Regions from separate parts of the Mus musculus genome. Here region 2 is linked to region 1. The links are chromatin contacts, found by POLR2A ChIA-PET in ENCODE. All regions are on one chromosome and are shown on one strand. Each heading gives the region's core, a stretch centred on a gene start or an enhancer-like site at or near the end of the contact. The rest is flanking DNA. Distances are from core to core; before and after follow the strand shown. Region 1 holds the start of Pwwp3a (PWWP domain containing 3A, DNA repair factor). Region 2 holds the start of Rps15 (ribosomal protein S15).

What was found. ChIA-PET counts read pairs that join two places held with the same protein, here RNA polymerase II (POLR2A).
Region 2: POLR2A ChIA-PET joins it to region 1 with 14 read pairs in embryonic stem cell. The contact joins the promoter of Rps15 here to the promoter of Pwwp3a in region 1. POLR2A ChIA-PET finds 5 or more read pairs at or near these places in 4 of 5 experiments (Patski and embryonic stem cell).

The regions. Positions count from the first base shown.
Region 1 is chr10:80,224,968-80,228,920 of GRCm38, reverse strand. It overlaps Pwwp3a (PWWP domain containing 3A, DNA repair factor), which reads right to left and starts at 2,323. Exons shown (of 14, transcript NM_023431.5): 1 at 2,217-2,323; 2 at 483-599. The coding sequence starts at 539.
Region 2 is chr10:80,290,257-80,294,020 of GRCm38, reverse strand. It overlaps Rps15 (ribosomal protein S15), which reads right to left and starts at 1,590. Exons shown (of 4, transcript NM_009091.2): 1 at 1,538-1,590; 2 at 1,161-1,246; 3 at 145-379; 4 at 1-54. The coding sequence starts at 1,540.

The DNA of each region.
Region 1 (3,953 bases), core at 1,074-3,573:
CCTTTCCCGGGTGGCAGCCACAGGATTAGCAGAGACCTGATGTGAACTCTTATTCAAGTATAAACTGAGGCACCGGAGCCCTAGGCCATCCCAGGACAGGGCAGGAGCTCAGCACTTCCTCTGACTTGCTAGAAGGAACACCCCAAACACTACAGTTATTCCTGTCTGGGGCTCCTAGCAAGGCACTCCCTGTGGTCACAGCCTTCTGAGCCTTTTTATAGATGACTCTTTTTTTGTTTTTTTTTTTCCCCCTTAGTGTGAGAAATAATTAAAGACAATTCTGGATCTAGGGCCTCCTAAGCGCCAGACCAAAACCCCCTGGAGTGGAGGGAACCCTGGGACTCGTGCCAGCAGATCCCAGTGCCGAGCATTCAGGCTCGGCTCTCTCTCATAGTTACTCTGAGGAACAGAGCCTGATGAAGACTTTATTGTCACCAAAAGTCATTTCTAATTCCTGAAATTAAGAGAATAAGGGCTGTCACCTTCGCAGGCCACAGTCGCTTCCCCCATCGGCAGAGGACATACTTGGCATCCGTCATGACTCAGAAAGGAGTATCTGGGCGTGCGGTGGTACAGGCTTGACTGAGGCCAGAGGTCCCCTGCAATGAAATGTGTTTTAGAAAGGTGCTGCTTGCAGCAGTGAGGTTCACACAGACACAATCTTCCAGGGCAGAGGCTAGCCGCACACCCAGCTTCTAGGACACAGGTCAATTCAGAGCCTGGTCTTGAGACGTTGGGCAAAGAGCCAAGTGACAGTCAAGTGCAGGGCCCTGGAATTTGAGGAAATGTCTTGTTTTCTGTAAATAAAATTTAACAGATCCCCTCTTTAAGGTTGCACGCAAACTATGCTGCAGCAGCAAAGCTCACAAGCCCTCCCTGCCTCGGGCCTGAAGGGTGGCTGCAGCACACACCACACTCCACATACCCCATTCCCTGGAAGGACAGGGACAGATGCAGGGTTCTGGCAGAAGCAGCCAGGGCTGTGAACAGAAATGGAAAGATGGGGGAAGGGGGACCAAAGCAGCAGGAAGGACGGCAGGAACAAGGGAACTACCAGCAGAAACAAGGGTTTATGTAGTAGAAGGGATCGTAGAAGCAGGAAAGGTTTTCCAGAGGGATTACAGGCAGCAGAGTTGGGGGAACAGGGTTCCCAGCAAGGATGGGAGTTCATTAAAGCAGGGTGGGGTTTCAGGAGATAACAAGGGCTCTGCAGCGTTATGGGAACTCAGACAACAAAAGATGAGGCTCAGGTAACAAGGACTGGGGTTTGGGCAGCAAATATGTCCATAGCAAAGAAAGAGGTTCAGGTAGGAGTCAGGTAAAAGAGGTGGGGTTTGCAGTAGGGAAACAAAGATGGGGTTCACAGAGGAACTGAGATTCAAGCTGCAGAAACTTGAGTTCAGCAGGAAATATAGGGTTTACAGCAATGAATGGGAGGTCAGGCTAGAGGGAGTTTGGGCGCGGAGACTGCGATTCTGACATGAAACTCAGAGTTCACAACAGGGATAAGGTTCGAGCAGCAAATTGGGGGCTTAGACTGCAGAGAGGGGGTCAAAGGGAAGAAATAAGGCAAGAAATCCAGAATTTTCAGCAAGGACATAAATTCAGGCTGCTGAGACAGGGTACCAAGCAGTAAATTCACGATTCAGGCGGCACGGGGTGTGTGTGTGTATGTGTGTAATGTTGGGTTGATACTGCAGAGGTCGAGGTATCCGGTCAATAAGGGGCCTCCAGCAGGAAACTCGGGGTCTTAGCAAGGACACGGGTTCAGGCTGCAAAAAAGGGGTATAAGGTAGGAAACTCGGGGCTCAGGTTGCAGAAGAGAGATATAAGGCCGGAAATACGGGGTTCAGGCTGCAGAAGATAGGGATCAGGCCGGAAATACGAGGCTCTCGGCAGGGATGGGGCTCAGGCTGCAGAGAAGGGGACTTAGGTCAGAAACACAGGGTTTGCACCAGGAAACGAGGTTCTCAGCCCCCCAGGGGCCTCGGCCGCACGTGGGCCCTGCGCAGAACCGGACGCGGCCCAGCTGGTCCAGCCCAGCCGCCGCCCTTCCCCAGGCTCTCCGCCTGCACCCCGCCCGGCCCTCCCCAGGCCGCAGCGGGCTCACCCACCCAGCCCGCCTGACGCGGCGTCCGAGCCTGAGCGACCAGGCCGCGGCGGTCCCAACGGCGGAAGCCCGCCCGCCAACCGCCGCCGCAAGCCCGCGCGCTCACCGCCTCCGCCGCCGCGCAGATCCCCGCGGGCTAGGGGCGGGGCCTGCCTCACAGCGGCGCCGAGTCCCGCCCGCGCCGCCGCCCAATGGGAACTGCGTACCTGCGCCTCGACCCCGCCCCCCAAGAGCGCGCCACCTCCTGCGGGCCACGCCTCAGCCCATCGGTCACGCCCTCCACCGCCTTCCCTCCTGCCCAACTTGTGGAGTGCGCGGCGAGGGCTCCCCCTGGGCCCGAGGCAGGGTAGACCGGGAGGCCCGCTCCAAGTCCCACCCCCCGCTGCTGGCCAATAAGAAGATGGAGCTCACATCATGGCCCCTCCCACAGACGGCGGCGGCCTCCCTAGACCACGCCTCAGCCCGTAGTCCACGCCCCAGTTTTCCTACATCCTGCAATGGTTCCTGAGACGGAAAGTGGGCCCTTTTTCCAGACAGATTTCCGCCTGCGAGCAGCTATGCGAAGACAGAGGGGGGTTGGGAAGGCGAAGGCCTCACGAGCTCCTCACAGACTTCTAGTACCTTCCAGCTTCCGAAGTAACCCGATTCCCACCCCAGAAGGAAGTTATCCCACCTATGTGGGAAAAAAAAAAAGCCATCCAGTGAGGATGCCCAAGTCCTGAAGTGGAAAATAGAATGTGAGATGGCCTCATACCTAGGTCCCCAAGCATAGTCAGCGACTGGGAGGGAGGGGGGCTGCATCCAGGACCTGTATCCATGGACTTTTCTAGAACTGGAAGTTTCCAGTTTGGCTGCCGACAAATGTTTTTGTTTTTGTTTTTTTGAGACAGGATCTTTCTGTATAGCTGTGGCTGTCCTGGTACTCACTTTGTAGAGACCAGGCTGGCCTCAAACTCTACCTGCCTCTGCCTGCCAAATGCTGGGATTAAAGGCGTGTGCCACCACTGCAGGTGAGGTTCACACTCAAATTCTTAACTAAGGCAGTTAGGCTGCTCACCTGAGCAATGTCACTGACCTGGTCTCTCATGACTGTTTTTCCTTTTTAAAATGGTTTACTTATTCCCATTTCATGCGCATTGGCGTTTGCCTGCATGCATGTCTGTGTGAAGCCATCAGATCTTGGAGTACTACAGGAAGTTGTGAGGGGCCACGTGGGTGCTGGGATTTGAACCTCCATCCTCTGGAAGAGCCATCTCTCCAACCTAAGTGTTTTTCTACTGTGCTTATTACAGATGGAGAACAAGTGTTGTTGTTGGCCACAGAGGTGAGATGACGGGCCTGCACCCTGGGTGTCATTAGGATGGTGGCTTGTGCCACAAGTGACATGGGGTCAGGAATCCCAGGCCCAGAAGCTTAGATGGCAGTACTAGGGTCTCCTGACAGCACTGGCCAAAGTGGGCAGTGTGTGTGTGTTCTAGGCCACTGATTCTCAGGTAATTCTCTTGAAGTGAGGATTGTCACATTGTCACCACCAAGCATTACTGGTCTGCATAAGCTTGGAGGTTATGCGTGGTGGAGGGGATGTGGGTGAGTGGGTGGTGTGAGCGTGTCCGTGGGATGCATGGGATGGCCAGGTCTCTCAGCAAGGTTGGTTCTATAGGTTCACAATTGAAGCAGAAGCAGTGAGCAAAAGATGGTAATGTAAGGAATTAGTTAAACCCAGTCACCAGTTAACCAACCCATTCATCAGTTTAGCCGTTTACTAATCAACCCATCCATTTAGTAACCTCTTCATGGTTTAACCAACTTGCCAGTTGATCCATTCATTACTAACTCACTTACC
Region 2 (3,764 bases), core at 341-2,840, 66 kb before region 1:
CACGGGTTTGTAGGTGATGGAGAACTCGCCCAGGTAGTGGCCGATCATCTCTGGCTGCAGGTTGAGAGGAGGAAGCAGAGTGGTGTGAGCAGCTTTGGCACAGAGAAAAGCCACCCACCCAGCCACTCCCGGACCACAACTCACTTTGATCTCCACCTGGTTGAAGGTCTTGCCGTTGTACACGCCCACCATGCTACCCACCATCTCCGGCAGGATGATCATGTCCCTCAGGTGCGTCTTCACCACCTCAGGCTTCTCCATGGGTGGTGCCTCCTTTTTGGCCTTTCTCAAGCGCTTGAGCAGTGAGTGTTGCTTCCGCCGAAGACCACGGTTCAGGCGCCTCCTCTGGCGGGCGCTGTACAGCTGCATCAGTTGCTCACTGTGGGAGAAGGGGGTGGTTTGGAGACCCGGGGACAGCATGCTGCGCCAGCACTGCTCCATTTCTTTCACACCCAGAAAGGAACATGCCGGGAGCTCACTAAAGACAAGTCCTCCATAGCACTGCCGTCAACCTTCAGGGCACAACCCTCTAAAATGAATCCACCAGCTTCCACAGGCAGTGACGTAAGCCGAGATCAAACCTTTTCCTTTGACAGCCCACCCAGACAAATTACCTATCCGTGGTTGATTTTCCCCAAGGTCACAGGGAGGCCTGTGAGCCCAGTCAGCGGGAGACTGAGGCAAGGTAGTTCTGTCTACATAAGACTGTCGAACACTGCACAACTGTAGCAGGGGCCGAGTTGAGGTCACAATCTAGAGCGCTTGCCTAGGAGGCTAGGACGCCCCGAGTTTGATGCTCTGCACCGTGATGGTGACCCAAACATTAGGGAGGTTGAGAGGATCAGGAGTTCGAGGAGAGCCTGGGCTACACGGGTCCCTTTTTTTTTTTCCGACTCAAGAGTTTCTCTGTGTAGCCCTGGCTGTCCTGGAACTCGCTCTGCAGACCAGGCTGGCCTCGAACTCAGAATTCCCCTGCCTCTGCCTCCCAAGTGCTGGGATTAAGTCGTGCGCCACCATTGCCCGGCACTCGAGACCCTTCCTTGCCTCTCCCATGTGACATGTGCAAAGGTTCTGGCTCTATTTCCAGCACCACCCACAGAAAAGGAAAATGTACAAACGGGCCAGCGACCCGGCGGGACTAAGGTGACGGGGCCTCTTACTAGGACATGTCGAGCAGTTGGTCGAGGTCTACGCCACGGTAGGTGAACTTGCGGAAGGTGCGCTTCTTCTTCTGCTCCACTTCGGCCTGCGTGAGCGCGAGTCGGGGTTAGCAGGGGCTCGGCAACCTTACCCGGGAGCCCAGGGACCTGAGCTGCGCGAGCCGCGCTCCTCTAAGCTACGGCGGACGGGCGAGGGGACACACAGCCCCGCGGCCGCCCGCAGCCATCCGGGCCCTTCCGCACCCGCCATCCGCAGTCTCCGGGCACCCGAGCACATCGCTACATCCCCAGGCAGCGAGTCCAGAGTCTTGCGAAAGGGCCCCGGGAGGATGGCGACGGATACCCGGGAGCACAGACCGCCGTGCACGAATACTCACCATCTTGGCGGTTACTCGGAAAAGGAAGTACGGGCTGCGCTTGCGCAGTTATCGCGAGCTCTGCCGGGAGGGCCCGCCTCCACCGCTCAACAGCTTCCGCTCTGCGGATACTCGCCATTGCCCCCCGCTGTCCGGAGGCCAGAGCAAAAGCGCCGCTACCCTCCGGAGGGGCGTGGCTCCCTTTGGGGTTTTTGTTAGTGTGTCTGTCTCTCTGTCCCTGGTTTTCTTTGTCTTCTCTGTCTCTGTGTTTCTGCCTCTCTCATGTACAAGGTCTCAAGCAGTGATTCTCAACCCGTGGGTCACAGCCTCTTTGGAGGTGGCATATCAGATATCCTGCATATCAGATATTTACAATTATGATTCCTAATAGCAAAATATATACATACATTTTTGGGGGAGACGGAGGTTCAAGACAGGGACTCTGTGTAGGCCTGGCTGTCCTGAAACTCGCTCTGTAGAACAGGCTGGCCAGAGGCTAATCCCAAGTGCTGGGATTAAAGGCGTGAGCTACCACCTCCAGGCTGTCTGCTTTTCTTGTGGGATGTGTGAGCCTACCACCTCAAAAGTGAGTGGTTAATTAGAAGACAACTTGGAGAGATCAGTGCTCTCTTTCCACCATCCTGGGACTTGGCTTTAGACTCCCTGACCCAGTGAGTGTTTCGTTTTATAATAAAATAGAAGCCAGGTGTGATGGCACAAGTCTTTGTCTTTTTTTTGTTTTGTTTTTTCGAGACAGGGTTTCTCTGTATAGCCCTGGCTGTCCTGGAACTCACTTTGTAGACCAGGCTGGCCTCTAACTCAGAAATCCACCTGCCTCTGCCTCCCAAGTGCTGGGATTAAAGGCGTGTGCCACCACGCCCGGCAAGTCTTTGTCTTTAATCCCAGCTCTTGGGCTACACAGAGAAACCCTATCTCAAAAAACGAAAAACCAGAGAGAGAGAGAGAGAGAGAGAGAGAGAGAGAGAATATGAATGAATGTTGGAAAGGAAGCCGCATTTTCTATTTTTGTTTTGTTTTGTTTTGTTTTTCAAGACAGGGTTTCTCTGTGTAGCCCTGGCTGTCCTGGAACTCAATCTGTAGACCAGGCTGGCCTTGAACTCAGAAATCCGCCTGCCTCTGCCTCCCAAATGCTGGGATTAAAGGTGTGCACCACCACGCCCAGCTCCAACATTTTCTCTCTTATCTAGTGTTGGGGGTTGGAAGGCTAGGAGGAAAAAGGTGGAGAAGGATGGAAGAAAAAGAAGCCCACGAAGTAGCAAAGTCCAGCAGAGGCACGTGTAGCACACAGAAGGCAGAGCGGTCTGTGAATTCCAGGCCAGCCAGGGATGCATAGAAAGACCATCCCTGTCTTTAAAGAGAGAGGAGAGGTAGGACAGTAGTGGCCAGGACAGCCAGGGCTGCATAGAGAAACATCATGTGAAAAAACCAAGCCGGGCATGGTGGCGCACGCCTTTAATTCCAGTACTCTGGAGGCAGAGGCAGGTGGATTTCTGAGTTTGAGGCCAGCCTGGTCTACAAAGTGAGTTCCAGGACAGCCAGGGCTATACAGAGAAACCCTGTCTCGAAAAACCAAAAAAAAAAAAAAAGAGAATACTCCCTTGGGCCGGGCGGTGGTGGCACACACCTTTAATCCCAGCTCTTGGGAGGCAGAGGCAGGCAGATTTCTGAGTTCAAGGCCAGCCTGGTCTACAGAGTGAGTTCCAGGACAGCCAGGGCTACACAGGGAAGCCCTGTCTGGATAAAAACAAAACAAAACAAGAAAGGTCTGATTATAGTTGAGTGCACATGGATGCTGGCACTGGGGCTAGGTACACTAGATCCCTTGGAGCTGGAGTTAAGACAGTTGTTTCTCCATCTACCTTCCCCACATAAGGTTTTTGTTTTTGTTTTTTGATTTTTTTTGGTGGTGGTGGGGGTTAAGGGGTTTATAGAGATCATGCTGGCCTCAAATTCATAGCTCCAATTGTCTTTGTCTCCTTAGGGCCCTCCTGAGGCTTTGCATAATTTGGGGGCAATCCCATTTAGTCACAAATACTTGAAAGCAGTCTACACAGGTCCCATCTCCCTTTGCATGGCTGAGGTGTCTCACTTGATTCCCCAGGATAGCTGGTACTCACATAGTTTTGGGGAGATGACGAGTGGGGTCTCATGTATCCCAGGGAAGTTTCAAACTCATGTAGCTAAGGATGACCCTGAACTGCTAAAACCGAGTCACAGATTTTATCTT